2 separate regions of the Mus musculus genome follow, and region 1 is linked to region 2. The links are chromatin loops, found by intact Hi-C in ENCODE. Cell type or tissue: heart. All regions are shown on one strand. Region 1 has its middle 120 kb from the start of Gm38595. Region 2 has its middle 130 kb from the start of Gm22785.

Region 1 (8,000 bases), 84 kb after region 2:
TCTGCCCTTACCTAAATGTCATCTGTCCCTTGACAGGAGCTGTAGATCCTGCTTGGACTTCCATAGACACTCAATCTAGGACAGTGGGGAAAATGGCTGGAGTGTGTGCTATATCTCTTCAGTGGGTCCTGCTATGCCAAGGATACAAGCATTTTAATGCTATGGCATAGCAAGGTTGTCACTAGAGTCATGCTGCATTCCATCAAAATCCCTGTGTTCATCCAAGTCAGGCCAGAGGCCTGCCTATGCCTAATGATTCATCTCTCATACAGTGGCCCAATGTTACAGGTTGCTGAGTGAGTCACAGGCCTATTTCTATCTAGAAGAAGTGCCCTCCTTGGGATGACTCAGAGCAAAGCCTTGTTCTGTGTCTTCTGCTAAGCTGCAGGGAACGAAGAGCCTGCCATGGCTCCTTATGAACCCAGTGGGAAAGTTCTGTCAGCTTCCATCCAAGCCAGCCTGAGACCAGGGCAGTTGCTTCTGAGCTGCATCCTGTACCCTTGGAAACCATGCACTAGAGAGACACCATTTCTCTAGGAGAACTTCGAGTGACCCATGGCAAGCCTACAGAATTACCAGGAGGAAATGTCTCACCTGGCTTGGCACTGAGCTTGCTACTTCTGAGGGTCTTGGATAAGCTGCTGGGTCCTCCCTGGCCCACTGGCATCTTGGAAGGCCCTGACCAGATGCCTGGCCCAGGGTTCAGGTCCCTGGTTTGCCCTGCCTTGCATGTATCTTTGGGCATATCTCTTCCTTCTGTGGTCAGAGCCGTCCTACCTTTTAGCAGCTTGGGCTTGCAGTCTGCCTTATCTGAGAAGTATTACCTATCCCTCCTATGTTCTTGGGAATGGACCAACCTGAGCCCAAAGCATTGTAAGACATTGTGTGTAAGACAGCACAAGTCATCTCTGACTGCATGGGAAAGGAAACACAGCCACCCAGAGACTGACAGGGGCAGGCTCCACCTTGGGACCCAGACCCTCCACTACACTTCAGTTTCAGAATATGCTACCTCATAAGGTAAATGATAAAGGAAACTCATGCTCCCCACACCAGGGGAATACTAATCTGGGCAAGCTTTGGCGTCTGAGGGAAACCAAAACCTCTCATAGACAGATCTATCTAAGCTCCTGGCACCATGGCTTTGTCTCTGGGCAGACAACATACTCTGCTTGGGTGGTAGCAGCTTGTTCTCTGCCTCTTGTTCATTTTATTTTTAGACCCACTTGGCCAGCCTCTCTCTCAGCCTTTGCAGAATGAGAGCGTGCCCAGGGAAAGTGGTGGGCACATTAGTGAGGCGGGAAGGCAGACGGGCACACTGAGGGGCTGTGAGGACAGCTGATAAATTGTTTGCTTAGCTTCATCTATTTATTAGTGTGGTTAGAAACTGCTATTTATGTTTTAACCCTCCAGGGAGAGTCGTGAATCTTTGGATAAAAAGAGTTGGTGTATTTCCAGCCAGGAAAGTAAGAACTAATCAGCATTTGGAGATCTCGCCAGGACTGCCATGGGCAGGAGCCTCCCCCACCCCTAAGGCTGAGATGCTCTGAGCTTGGCTGCCAGGAAAGTTTGGCGTCATCCTGTACACACTCTCTCAGTTCGCAAGGTCTCACTTGGTGTGCTCAGATGGCAATTGGGGTTGTTCTTGTGAGAATCCATAGAAGCAAAGAGTAGGGGGTGTCATGAGAAAGGAGGCTAGCAAATCATAAGAGGGTTTCACACCTGGGAAAATGGGCAATCTTTCTCCTTCCCGAGCAGCTGTGTAAAACAGGAAGTGGCCAGACTGTAGTGAGAGCCAGCACCAGGGTTCCTCCCCCTGCACAGGGAGGCTAGAGCCCTGTGAGTGAACCGGGCTGCAGCCCTCCTCATTTTAGGCTAGGATCTCACTTGCGCAGACCACCTTTGTCATGGCACTTGTATGTTTCCTCATGCTCCCTCCTTCTTCTTGCCTTCACCTGCCCTCCAGGAGTTAAGGACCTGGAGTGAACCAGAGGATCTAACAGAAAGGAAAATGTTCTAAAGGGACACACATGTCTCTCTATCTGACAGACTATTGAAACCATGAACCCCAAATATATTGGGAGTGACTTCTCAAGAAACTCATGGTGGGAATGGGGCCCAGTCATAAGGACTTGTCTCCCTGAAAGAGAGTTGACACTATTGTAACAACTTGCCAGAACAACTTATAGGAAGAGACTGAAGCCAAGATAAAGATGAGTAGTAGTCTCACCAATAGTAGGTGAGACTATGCCTTGACCAGGGCTGCTTAGAGGTGCATGTCCCTCTATTTAAACTAATCTCACTTCAGGATGAGCTTGGTTCCCTGGACTTCTTTGTCCTTTCTTCCTAATGTGGCCACATTGAACAAATCTCCTTTTCCTCTCACACTGTTGATGCTTTTAATTGACTTATTAGGGATGAGAATCAGAATATGGCTTGGGGCACAGATTGTGACTCCAAATTCAATTACACCTTTGAGGAAAAAACTATTTCAACAAGTAGCTATACTGAGCTTACCACTATCATCTCAAAAAAAGTCCACGGGAACAAAATAGCATCATTTCCAGAAGAAGAAAATTCCTAACGTTAAGACATTCTCATTGTTTGCACCTTACATGTCTTTGTATTTAGTCTGTGATGGAGATGTTTGGGAACACTTATCAATAAGCTAGTAATCTCTTCTAGCCTGCTTGTGATTTTAGGAGCATGGATTCCCATCTCTGCGGTTTTCTGCTAGAATACTAAAGTTTAAGGACACATGTAGACACAACTGAGTTCAGGAGCAGGACTAGCTTGCAGTCATCTCAGAGCTGGATCAAAACAACCCAACTCTGGCAACTATCCTAAGAGATGGTTTTGCATTGCAAATGGAACGAAGCAATATGCCTTTTGGTTCCTGTAAGGGGCGGGGGGGGGGGGGGGGCGGGTCTCTGGTGTCTAAGGACCCTAATGGTCCCTTTGCCCTGCATTTACAGCCTCAAGCCTGCTGTCTATTCCTTTAAAGTAGCTTAGATAGAAGGCATCAGCAGCAGCCATGGTCTGCTCTGTTAGGCATCGAATTAGTGTTCAGGGTTAGCTCAATTCACAGCCCAAGCTCATAGTTTGGGCTAAATTTATGTATGTCATAATGTAAAAACAAACATATGCCTTTGATAGGTCTGATTCATGCTTAGAGTAAGATTGTGGCTTGTGTCTTAATTATTTTTTAATAGCTTCATCGCAGAAAATCAAAGCCTGCTGAGTTTTATATTATGCTCTGCAACTTATTTTCTTGGTTCTGCTTTTTCTGTTTTTCCCCTTAGCCTAAAACTTCTAATTAATCCATGTAATATGGATTCTTTCTGTTTAAACCTTTCATGCTCATAAAATAAACTGAACTTAAACACAGCTAATTTATTTAGAACCTATTTGTTTACTCGTTTTACCAGCTGCATCAGCAAATATATGTTCAAAACAAGAAAGTGAATGAAATTCCAACAACTGGGATGTTAAAGGCATGTGATATCCTCCCACCCCTTGCCCTTGCCCTGAAATGACACTATTCCCAGAAAGAGCTTTAGGTAGACTGCCACCAGGGGCCAACCTTCCTCCTTTGTTTGCCCTTCAATTCTCATAGCCTTTATGGAATAGGGGCTTCTTGAGAAAGTTCCCCAACTAGACCAAGTATTAGGGATCACAGTGCCTGCTGAGCACCAACCTCACTCTCTCATTAACAATGCTTTCCACAGTGTCCATTTCATCATCTCCTGTACTAGTATTGTATTGCTGCCTTTCTTTATAGCACTCTAGTTTTGACTGCCTAGGAGACTTGTTCATAGCCTCTCTACAGCTCCATGAAGAAGTCAGAAGGTCCTAACTCTAGATCCTTTTGGAGCCCCCCAAAAAATCCCCCAGACCTAAGCACCTTCCAGGCCAGGGTGCTACAGTGGAGCCAAATCAAGCTTCTCTTGATCTAGGTACATCTCAGCGGGGTAACCTCACAAGCACCCCCCTCCCTCTTAAGCCCGGCTCTGACTGTTCTCATGCCCTGCCTGTTAGCTCCAGATAAAATCTCAAGAATTAAAGAAGCAGTTGAGGTGAGCAAAAAGGGAAGTCTTGGCAGGTTATTGAAGGTAAGTAGTTCAAGCCATTCCTCTTCAGCCCCTTTGGTCTCAAGTGCACCAGCAGCTCTCCAAAGCCTGTCTTTAATCCCTTTCTGGAACTGGCATCTGCAGTCAAGGAGTGAGCTATTTACAAAATACTAACTCAAGACAAAGATACCCTGCAGAGACTGTGAAAGAGGACCTCCCGGGAAGGGGTGTCTTTCCCTAGACTATTCCTTCTACTTAGGAAATTAGGAATTTGCCTTGTCACAAAGGGCATAAAAATGAGCAGAGTCATCTTGGGTGTTTCTAGCAGGCTAGACTTTTCTTTTTTTTTCCATTTTTTATTAGGTATTTAGCTCATTTACATTTCCAATGCTATACCAAAAGTCCCCCATACACACCCACCCCCACTCCCCTACCCACCCACCCCCCCTTTTTGGCCCTGGCGTTCCCCTGTACTAGGGCATATACAGTTTGCATATCCAGTGGGCCTCTCTTTCCAGAGATGGCCGACTAGGCCATCTTTTGATACATATGCAGCTAGAGTCAAGAACTCTGGGGTACTGGTTAGTTCATATTGTTGTTCCACCTACAGGGTTGCAGATCCCTTTAGCTCCTTGGGTGCTTTCTCTAGCTCCTCCATTGGGGGCCCTGTGATCCATCCATTGACTGTGAAAATCCACTTCTGTAGACTTTTCTTAAACCCATGCAGGTAAGTGTCTGTGAGATGGCCGTTAGTCACTGGCGGTGTGTAAATCACTTCACCTTGCTAAAAGGGCCTGCTCAGGATTAAAGGGGTCTGATGGATTAGAAGCTGCATAGGACAGGAAAGCCTTTTCTTGTGACTTTTCCATTTTGAGTTAGAGACAGGATATGACAGAAAGGACAAACCACAGAACCAGGCTTCACTTATTCATTGCCAACACAAATCATTTTGCAGATTTCTAAGTAACTGCTGGCAGCATTACTTTTATTTGTCACATATAATGAACACAAATAGATACTTGATTTGAGTTCAGCACCAAGCATATGAACCTTGAATTTTAAAAAATGTACTTGCACATGAGGATTCAGGCATAACCTCCAGCAATGTCTCCATTCATCCTTTCAATGAAGCAAGACCCCAAATCTTCCAGAATTTGTGATAGAAACTGCGGTTATAATGTTGAATAAAAATGACATGGTTGCTGACTTCAGAGAGTGCATGACTGACTGGGGAAGGTAGATTAGAAAGCTCCAGTGGCCTTGGAGAAAATCATTATCACTCTGTTGCAGTCAAGGTTGAGCATGCCATGTTCCCTTCTAAGGCTTGTGGAGAAAATATCTCCTTGTAGCCTCTATCTTTCTGGCAACCCCTGGCTTTATTACTTTGTAGCAATGTCACAGCAGTCCTTGCTTTTATCTTTATATGGCTTCTCCATAGTTCCTCTTCTTTATGTGTCTGGGATTTTTGTTTGTTTGTTTGTTTTTTTAAGATCGCTTATCATTGGATTAGGGCCCACTGAAACAAATCCAGGCTAATCCCTTCTTAAGATCCTTATCTTCTACTTTTTTCCTACTCCAGATGCTAGAGCAGAAGGATTGAAAGTTCAAGAACGCCTAGGGACCTTACAGGACTCAAGTGAACTTACTATTACAATTTTTCTAAATGGATATAATACCAAATTCTTTCTAAATATTTCTCTCTCTCTCTCTCTCTCTCTCTCTCTCTCTCTCTCTCTCTCTCTCCAACACATAGATATTATAGCACATAGTCCTTAACAGAGAAATTTCCTTGTGGAAGGTAGTTGACACAGAAATTCCTTGGGACCCAAGTACAGAGGACGCATGTCTGTGGAGGACTCAGGGGCAAATTAGTGAGAACCTAGCAACTGTGGCTACTAGCATGGGACCTGCACAGGATCCAAAAGATCAAGCCAGTCAATGTCTAACATGAACTTCCACCCCTACCTGATGAGTTATGGACAGATAATGGCTCCTTGGAATATGACACCTCACATTCAGGAAGGTATATAGTAGGTTTTTGTGCAACAAGATTAAAGATGATCTGTGAATTTTATTGCTTCTGCGTTTTCTAGTTGAAGAGTGAAGAGGGAACCACCAGTAATAAAATAAGTTGAAAGACAAGTTCAGAATCACCCAGAATGATAGATGCCATTCAAAGGTCTGACTTCTGCATTGGCTTCTCTAACTGCACCATTTTCTGCATCTGCTGTCTCTAGCTAAGGGTCACCCCCTTGCCTACAGCTGTGAATGCTTGCTGGTATCTTGGCACAGAAAGTCAGGTTTAGCATGATACCCCAGGTGAATCAGAGTAGACTTTGTAGATCCCCACAAAGTCTTCTTGATTCTTACTTATTTGCCAAGCATACTGTACTCTATTCTATTCCCTTGAATTTCTAGGAAAACAAGAATGATATTTTTCATCTATACCCTAAGGTAGAGTTTATATCTCAAGGTTCAATCTTTAGGGGCTCTAATAGTATCCCTAAAGTCTGTCTCTGGAGCCTCCCAAACTTAGGAAATACTAAATTATGGGTAGCCATCCCACCTTGCTCGTTTAGAAGCTTGAGATTTTTCCAATTTCTTCTTTATTCCTAGGGGTCTTCATAGCTGCCCCCACCAGGGCCACAATGGTGTGAGAAGAAGGCAGATCGTAAGCTGTGCTATCACCATGTGCCATCATCATCCCAGGTCTGCCTGTTATTATCTTGGGTCCTGCTTTGAGCCTCAGTTTCCAGTGAACTCATTTATCCACTTAATACAAGGAAAGAAAGTACTCATTATAGAGCACCTACTATGTGCAGCAGTGAACTAGAAAGGGAGTCATTGGTTTTTAAAAAAGCATTCCATGCTGTTGTTCTAGTCCATTTTCTAGTGGTATAACAATATCCTTGACAGGAAATATATAAGGAATATAAATTAAGAGGCTCTCTTCCTCTTATAAGGCCACTATAACCATTATAGGGACCCTAACCTTATGACCTTATCTAATCCTAAATATTTTCTAAATTTCCTCCTCCAAATATTGTCCACATATGAATTAGACAATTAACGTTCTAACACATGAACATTTAAACCCCAACAGAAGTCCTAGCTAAGTGAACAAGCTCAACAGACATGGATGCAATGTACAGTGTTGGTGTTGTGCCTTGTGCTCTCGTGTGACTGCCAACCTTCTAACTGAACCACCTGTATTACCAGGAATTCTAAGAGCATATCAGAGGGCTAGGGAGTAGTGAATTCTTGATTTGATACAATTTTTCCTGTAGAAATTTCCATATTTTAATAAAAAGAATAACAATAAAACAATAACAATTGTAAAAGTGTACGGTATATTTGGCTTTTTGTAATCTAAGATAACCAGCTGCTTCAAATGAAGAAACAGGACTTGAATACAGAGTCCAACCTACATATCACATAAAGTCGTCAAAGTCCAGCTTGTAGACAGCTCAATTACTGTGTGTCCTAAAGTTTAATGCAATGTGATTAATAAGATGCACAAGACTTAATGGTAGTTAAAAAAAAAAAAAACAGGATGAAAGGAAGCAGCCCATCACTGACAGTGATGTATGCAGCAGTTTATAAAGGCATTTGGTTCTAAAACTTCTTGTTCTGAAGCCCAGCCCATGGCCAACAAAGACCCTTACAGGAACTGTTCTTTGCCCTTGTTTGTTTATGTTTTATAGTGCTTTTATAGTAACACATATTGTCTTTTGTGGCTGCCATAAGAAATAGTCATAAATTAAGTGGTTAAAACACCATCTGTGGCGTGGCAGTGGTGGTTGTTGCACACTTTTAATCCCAGTATTCAGGAGGCAGAGGCAGGTAGATCTCTGAGTATGAGAAAAGCCTGGTCCACAGACTGAGTTTCAAGATAGCCAGGGCTACACAGAGAAACCCTGTCTAGAAAAC
Region 2 (8,000 bases):
CTCCCAATCTAAAAGTGAGCTGGGTTGACCAGGGTAAAGCCTGCCTGCTTTCGATCCCATGGCATCACACAGCTCAGGTCAATGAAGTAGACTCCTAACTTCCAGCTAGCAATCTCTGGCTTGGAACATAGAAAAGAAAATGTATTGGGAGAATGTGGATGAAAAAGAGGAATTTTGTTTTTGTTTTTGTTTTTGCTTTTGTTTTTTGTTTTGTTTTTATTTTTGTTTTCAAAGAGAGACACTGTCTTTTATTAGTATAAAGATCTGCTTCTCTATTCTGACTTGAACAGTAATTATTCACCCACAAGAGATTAGAGTTGTATCAAAAGGAAAGAGGAGGCAACATTCCAGATTAAATAAAAACACTTTCAGTTTACACACTAGGCTACTGGATTCAGGCATCAAACAGCAAGAGATCTTGCTGTTTAAGGTTTTAGGGGAAAGAACAGATTTATTTCCCCCCACTAGGTGACATTTTCATTTACAAATTGGTATATTTCCTCCTGTGAATATTTTGTTAACCCTTCTAAGAAGCACGGAAGCACCCACACTTTGGTCTTCTTTCTTCTTAGGCTTCATATGGTCTGTAAATTGAATCTTGGGTATTCTGAACTTTTGGGCTAATATCCACTTATCAGTGAGTACATACCATGTTTGTTCCTTTGTGACTGAGTCACCACACTTTAGATGGTATTTTCTAGTTTCATCCATTTGCCTGTGAATTTCATGAAGTCATTGTTTTTAATAGCTGAGTAGTATTCCATTGTGTAAATGTACCACATTTTCTGTATCCATTCTGAAAAAAAGGAAACTTTGCAGTGGGCTTTACAAGATAGAAATGCCATAGAAGGAAATGAAGATGGGTTAATGTAGATTTAGACAGATCTGTATAGAAATACAGAATACAGACTGTGTTATATATAGGCTAATGCTATGTATGAAACATTTCTGTGCCTCAGGTTCTTCACCTGACATGCCAAAGTAATATTCTTGTTCCTCTCTTCTCAGGCCTGACACAGAGACACCCCCCTGTCTAAATAAAAAGTTACTTTAAAAGCACTTAGTCCATACTTGGACATACTGGGCTGTTCCCATACATAAAGTATAGTTTAAAAACAGAAAGTAATTTCAAATTGTCAATAGGCTTGGAAAAGAAGCTGTTTGGGCTCAGGCAGAGCAGAGAGAAACAAACTACCACTAGGGAGTCTCAGATAGTCAAGAGAGAGTAAAGTACACCATAAGAGAGAAGGCTTGGCACAAAGTCTGAACAAAGATCTCCACAAAGGATTTGGAATATCACTTCTGACTCCAGACTGCAGCCTGTGGCTGCAGAGAGCCATAGATGGATTTGAGCAATGGAGCAACATTGTACAGGAACAAAACAGACAGTGGAAAACCAGGGGAGACAATGACTGGCTTATTCTGTATGGCTGCTTAGGAAGAAGCCCTGAGAATTTATGGCTCTGAAGAACTCCCAGGAAAGAGGTACCAAGTGGAGTTTGCTTTTGTGACAGCATGGTCAATTGAGGAGGGTGATGGCATAGCTGAGCTATTGACAGTAGAAAAGAGGCACTAGTAAGCTGCTTGCCCACCAGCTGTCAGCACCTACCAAGTACCAAGAGGAATTGCCCGAGGTGCTATTTTACTGAAGTGTTTCTTATTTGAGTTTTATGATCAAGTAAAGTGTTTGCAAGTATCCAATGCCAGAGGGAGGGTACCAGGAGTGTAGGACTTGTGCTGCTTTCCTGCTATATGCAGAATGCAGCCTAGTCTTTGATGTCTTTGATGGCAAATCTCCAAACACTGAGAAATATAGAGCCCCAATCCTCAGCACCCAGAGATAGGAAGAAGCAGAGATGTTGTGTCCCAGGGACAGTCAAGAGAGCAAAGAGCAAGCAAAGGCCCCAGTCCTTCCGCTAATCCTGCCCCACCACCCACCTCCCACATGGAACTCTCTGCTATTGCTTAACATCCAAGCCTATAGTCACTTAGTTTCTGGTTCCTGATGGCAAGCTGAGGGGCTTAATGTTGTAAACAAGTGGATTAATATGGGTTTGAATTCTTAGACAAGTGAGATTAGAGCTGCCTAGGGAGGAGACTGAAGAGGCCCTCACATGGGATTCCAGAGACTGCCTGTGCTTGTGGCTCTGTAGAAAACAGAGCATGAACCTAAAGTCCCTGAACTACATTCCCTTCCCTAAAAAGAGCATTTTAGAAATGAGAACTCTTCCCAGGAAATCCTGAAGGAAACCCTTCCAGGGAATTGTCTTTTACTGCTTCCTGTTGCCTGGGTGCAGGATCTTTGCAGGCCAGCGCTGGCTTCCAGAGCAAGGCTGTCAGAATTGCTATCCTCCGGAGGCTTGGCATGAGTGCTGAGATGGCACACGATCCTGGCCTTCAGTAGCAACATGTGCTTTTATGGATGGACTGGGAAAGCCAAGACTTTGGATAGGTTGCTGGGGAATGGGACTCACACACATCTAGAATGTTCTAATTGGTGCCAAGCTGTTTTGTGATTTTATTTTGTCTCATGATCAATTCATACAGCCAAAAATATAAAGAGCATGCCAGTTTCTAACATGACTACCACTTTACCCTAGTAACAAATATTGTCATTTAAAAAGTCTGATAAATAGCATGTTTTGGTATCTGTGCATGTTCTATAAGACATACCCAGAAGGCTTATTAAAAGGAGAGAGAAAGAAGATGCAAAGAACCTTGAGGTCAACATCTACAATTACAGGCTGCAGAAGATAAGCTTAAGAATAAATGGAATGCAGGCTGTGTCCTATGTACTTGCAAAATATTCCACCATGTACTCGAAGATAAAGCATGGGCAGTGGGCAAGAGCAAGGGACCAAGAACCAAACCCCTTAGCTGGGGTGCAAGCTAGAGCAAGTCTTTAAATCTCTCTGGACCATATTTTCCTCTTGTGCAGAGAGCAGCTCTTCTGAGGACTTAGTAAAACAATACGAGTGTGTTTAAAACTACCTAGCACATAACATGGTCTGTGAATATGTTCAACTAAAAAAAATTAATCAAAGTTCAATAAGAGTCTCCTGAGCTGGGCAGGGGAATCGTCAGCCTATTGGACAGATCGGAAAGCAGGCTTTGTGAGCTTTAGTTTATATACTTAGTCAGTGAGAAAGGCTTTGGACTTCATCCTTGCAGCCCTTTCCAGGAGACTAGCCATGGGAGGATGCATCCTGTTCAATTGCTCTCTTCACAGCTAGAAGGTTAATACAATTTTTGCTAGCCCAAGATGCAACAAGCAGGACATCTTTATCATATACTTTTCTAAAGATTGAAGTGGCTTATAAGAAATGCATTGATGAAAAGAATCTGCAGAAGTAAAACTTTAAAGAGAGAGGTCAGAAACATTTGGAGGAAGGAGAGAGAACATTTTGCTGGGACTTGAGGGTGAGATCATTGGGACCAAAATACATTTGGCTCTGAGATACTTGGCAGCCGACATACAGGAACAATGCAGGCAGACTTCAACCAGCATTGCCAATAGGAACATTTCTAGATAGGGATGGTGGAATGGTGGGGGTTGGGTTGTAAGGGCAGAAGAAAGGAACTTCCATGTATGTCCCAAGGCTCAACTCCAGAGAAACCATGGTCTATGTGGGCAGGTTAAAGATTTCTGAGATGGTTGGATCACACCAAATGCTGAGGTGTGATGCTTGGAGAGGCAGGCATGTGATAAGCCAAGTTCAGCAGGACTATGGAGGCCCTAGGAGGTAGAAAATACTCCTTTAAAAGATGTCTAGATCACAGTAGCATGGAGAGGGAACAGTTTCTGAGTTAGTTACAAAAGTGTGAAGAGCTGCATCCTATTCCATGAAGACAGATGTATAGAGGTAAAAGGCGCAGTGATTCTCTGCCCTTCCACATGCCTCTGCTGTTAGCTACCTACATAATGAGTGGGTCCCAAGTTTTATTTAGTTATGTCAGGGATAAAGACATAAAAGATGAGGAAAACCATGAAGTGCTGGGAGAAGAAAGATATACTGATAACTTAGAAAGGAGAAATTGTTTATCTTTTTAAAATAGTGCTTCATCAATACACACCTACACAAAGCATTATGTATTGAACTGTATTGCCTCAAAATTTAGGTGTTGAAGTCCTAATCCCCAATAACTCAAGTGACATTATTTGGAACAGGCAAATTGCAGATAAAAGTAGTTAATATTATGATATACTGGACTGGAATGACCAATGTATAAGGAGGGAAAACACTCCAGGAATAAAATGCTATATAACAACGAATGTAACAAAAAGATGCCATTGCAAGGCAGGAAATGGCAGAGAGTGCTGCCCTTGCCAAACAGAGAGGATTGTAAACAGGTACGGAATAGCTTCTACCTCTCAATACTCAGGAGCCAGCTTTATTGACGGCTTAGATTTCCACGATCCAAGACTATTATCCTGCTCATAGTACTTTGTTCTAGTAGCAGTCCCACAATACTATACATATATCATATTCTTCCCCCCTCTCCATAATCCTTTAGGTATAAATTGCTTTTTATGTAACTGTAATATAAAAGAGATAGATTCCTAGAGATCTATGGCACAGCAGGGGCTGTGTACATGTATGAATATTAGCTAGATTTAAATCAACTTCTCTGTATTTCATACCAACATAGAAGTACAGAATAAGGACAACTTTCTTCCTTTATGTGGTATTCTGTTGATTTCTTCAACAGCCACAGTATTGCTTAACTATCCATCAACACAGAGTGGTTGATCTCATTCTCTAGAGATCACAGATGAAGAAACCACGATGCCATCAAGTAAGATGTTTTGGCAATTAGGTGTGATGTTTTGGTCAAGGCTGTATGAATAGGAAGTAACAGCATACGCAGTCTCCACTGTGCTAGTATGTGCCCGTGTGTGACTATGCCTAGGCTTGTGTGTACTGCAGAGGCAAATGTACTTGCTAGAAGAATAAATGGCTAAGTCTTGAGGCAAAAGTCTTGTTCACTTCCCAGCACTTCCTCCACGTCTTCCCAGGCTTCCCATTCACGACTATTTCTCCTACATTGGCTCATTGGGACTCTGTCTTTCCACAGACTTCAATCATCTTCCTACCTTAATCCTGGACAATCGTCTTTCCCACTGGAGCAGCCAACAATAGGTATCAAAGGTCCTTAATGTTTTTTTCCATTTGATTTGCACCTTGATGACATCTAAGAAGAGAAGTGAAATGCATGTATTTGTGGTATTTTACCACTGAAGCAAAATTCATCATCACTGGTATAGTTGAGGTTTGGATTGAGACTCAAATTTCAGACTCCAAGTTTAAGGTTATTTTTATAACAATGGATTTTGACTATTAAGCACTTACCATAAAGCAGTCACTGTCTTTGGTGCGTAGAGGACACAGTATCATTGAATCTGTCTACTTTACAAATGTAGAGACAAAAACTGAGATGAAGGAAGTAATCTGCCTAAAGCGGCAAGGCATAGAAGTTGTAAAACTAGGATGTGATTGTAGGTCTGGTCAAGTCTATACCTGGCATACAGCACATGCACCCAGAGCTGTCTTGCCTGGATCTCTTCCAGAGATGAAGACTTCAAAAAGTGTCCAGCATGAAAGGTTGGTCCTCAGATCCCAGTGGATTTATTTTAATGAATGGCTTCAAATGCCCATCAACCAACTAGTAGATCAGTAGATCAGTAAAACATCAAGATCTTGGCTCAGGGCTGAGGTTCCAACACATGTTTCTAGATCATCTCATTCCTTCCTCCTAGCTCCTGAAATCTGTGAGCCATCTCTACAAAATTCTGGTAAATGGCAACCATGCAGGAATCCTCTAGTGACATTTACAACTTCATCTTAACTGCTCTAGAGCCCAGCTCTCACCAATATTATCCTATTGCCCCATGTCAATGACATGTCAGTGAGAGGAACCTTTGAAAGCAAATCATTCCAAGAAGCTTTCTGGACTTAACATGAGAGTCCATGGAAACAGTAGCCATTATCCCCTGGAATATCTTCCTCTGTTCACCCTGGAGCCAGTGGCTATGGCCTATGCAGTGCTCTTCCTGCTGGAGTTGATAATGCAGCTCACCTTCCTTCATCACAAGTGCTTGGCCCCTAAAGCTAGCTCAGGAGAAGAAGAAAAATCTTCCTAGAGAGAAATAAATTATTTCCTCTAAGAATTCTAAGCTCTAGAGATTTGCAAGGGAAAAGCACAGATGCTAAACTAACATGCTGGGGATGAAGGCAGGTGCCAGGCTAAATAAAGAAATGTGAGCACATACACAGAGAACACGCGCCTTTATTTCCACAGAGAGACACAAATGTATATTAATGAGGATTTTGAATGCCAAGAAATCAAATAATGACATAAACATCACACTCAGCCCTAAAGCAGCAGAACTGGTTATAGTCATGCACTACGGAAAGGGCAAAGCATGAATTTGGGACATTCTTCACAGAAGGGACTGCTCTACTTAGAGTACTAAAGCTTGATACCATGGGTCAGAGCCACTCTTGGGCTCAGCCAATGATACAAGAGTGAAGCTCTGGGAAGCTGTTGCAGGTCTCAAAGGCAAAAGGGCAAAAATGGGCTAAGTTTCATGTTCTAGATTGAAAACTCTACATGAGATCTGAGGCAAATATATTTCCTGTTTCTAAGAAGCACACACTCCTTTAGATACAGTGAGGGTTGAGGTAGAGAGAGGCTAGCAAGGAGACAACCTAAAGATGGCAGCCTCTTCTCACGCTCTTTATAACACAAGGAAGGGATAGTTCATGTACAGCTCGTGAGGGCTTGCCTTTGTCAGCTCCATTCTAGGCCTATGCCCAGCACCTCTCTGCTGGCCAAATATGAGAGATAGCTAACTCAGTGCCAAAATCAAGTCCTATTTTGGTCCTATGGTGGTTAAGTATCTTTTCAGGTACCCAGATTTGAAGAAACTCAAAGTACCATATATTCATTTCCCCAGCTGTTCTTTGATCCCAAGGAGCATTTTTTCACAACTCAAACTCAGGCAGTTAGTTTTTGGATCAGTGTCAATGATGAAGAAACACATGGCCAGCAGAAAATCTACCACATTATTCCATTTTGGGGAGCTATAATGCTAGTGGGGCCAGAGGAAATAGGTGTTGTTGATGGACAAACTATAAAGTCTAAGACTTAGTGGTACAACAAAGATGTTACAACAAAAATTCTAAATTGTGATTTTGTTTGTGCATCTACATATATGAACATTGACTCTGATTCTTATAGTTATAATCTATGGCATTATTCTTCCTATCTCCTTTTCCTGCTTAAGTTTTTCAGAGCTAACTTCTATTGTGTATGGCCAAGAATCCTGACACAACCTGTAAATTTATGTTAAAATCCTAGAACATATTCTTCTAGTGTCTCCATAGTCCTGTCACCCTTTGAAGTCCAATACAAATCTCCCATCTTCTAAAAAGCACAGCCTAAGTATTCCATTTATTCTAACAAGACTCTTTAGTGTTGAGCCAGGCATCCAGCTGAGTACTGAGGATGTGACAACAAATTGCCCTCTGTTCACTTTGCAAAAATGTTTCTATTATTATAAAAATGATTAATAATCAGGACAGGTATTAAATATGAATCCATGCCATATGTCTGAACCATGATGGAGAACTTAGAGATGAAATGTTAAGATTACTGACTTTGATAATAGAGGACAAGCCATCACATCAAAAGAGATAAACATTCTAGTCAATGCATTAAAATGCTTGCAAAGCATTAAAGATTTATAAAGTTAACAATTATTATTGTGGCAAGATATCAGAAAGGTGAACATCATATCTAGTGATATTTTGATGTGAAGAAATAAAAATATAATTGTGTAAAATTTTTATGAAAAATTCAATAATTAAAGTAATGGACTAACAAGATGGGTATAATAGCAGATAATACACCACAGAAGGAAGAATTAATGAACTGGAATATATGTCAGTGGAAAATAGCCAGATTGTGCACTGAGACACAAGTGTAGAAAAGACTGT

The links. A loop is a pair of places that touch in the nucleus more often than their neighbours do. Peaks named below come from ENCODE experiments on the same cell type or tissue, not always from the same donor. Only the 100,000 strongest peaks of a DNase experiment are listed, where the experiment ranks them.
Region 1: it touches region 2 in a loop (2.7-fold over the local background); 4 of 42 quality-filtered maps call a loop at or near these places.

The regions. Positions count from the first base shown.
Region 1 is chrX:70,898,728-70,906,727 of GRCm38, forward strand. No RefSeq gene overlaps it. Among named protein-coding and RNA genes, the nearest start is that of Gm38595, 120 kb to the right of the region's middle. In heart, no CTCF peak of the experiment used is centred here; no DNase peak of the experiment used is centred here.
Region 2 is chrX:70,814,483-70,822,482 of GRCm38, forward strand. No RefSeq gene overlaps it. Among named protein-coding and RNA genes, the nearest start is that of Gm22785, 130 kb to the left of the region's middle. In heart, no CTCF peak of the experiment used is centred here; a DNase peak (open chromatin) is centred at 3,499.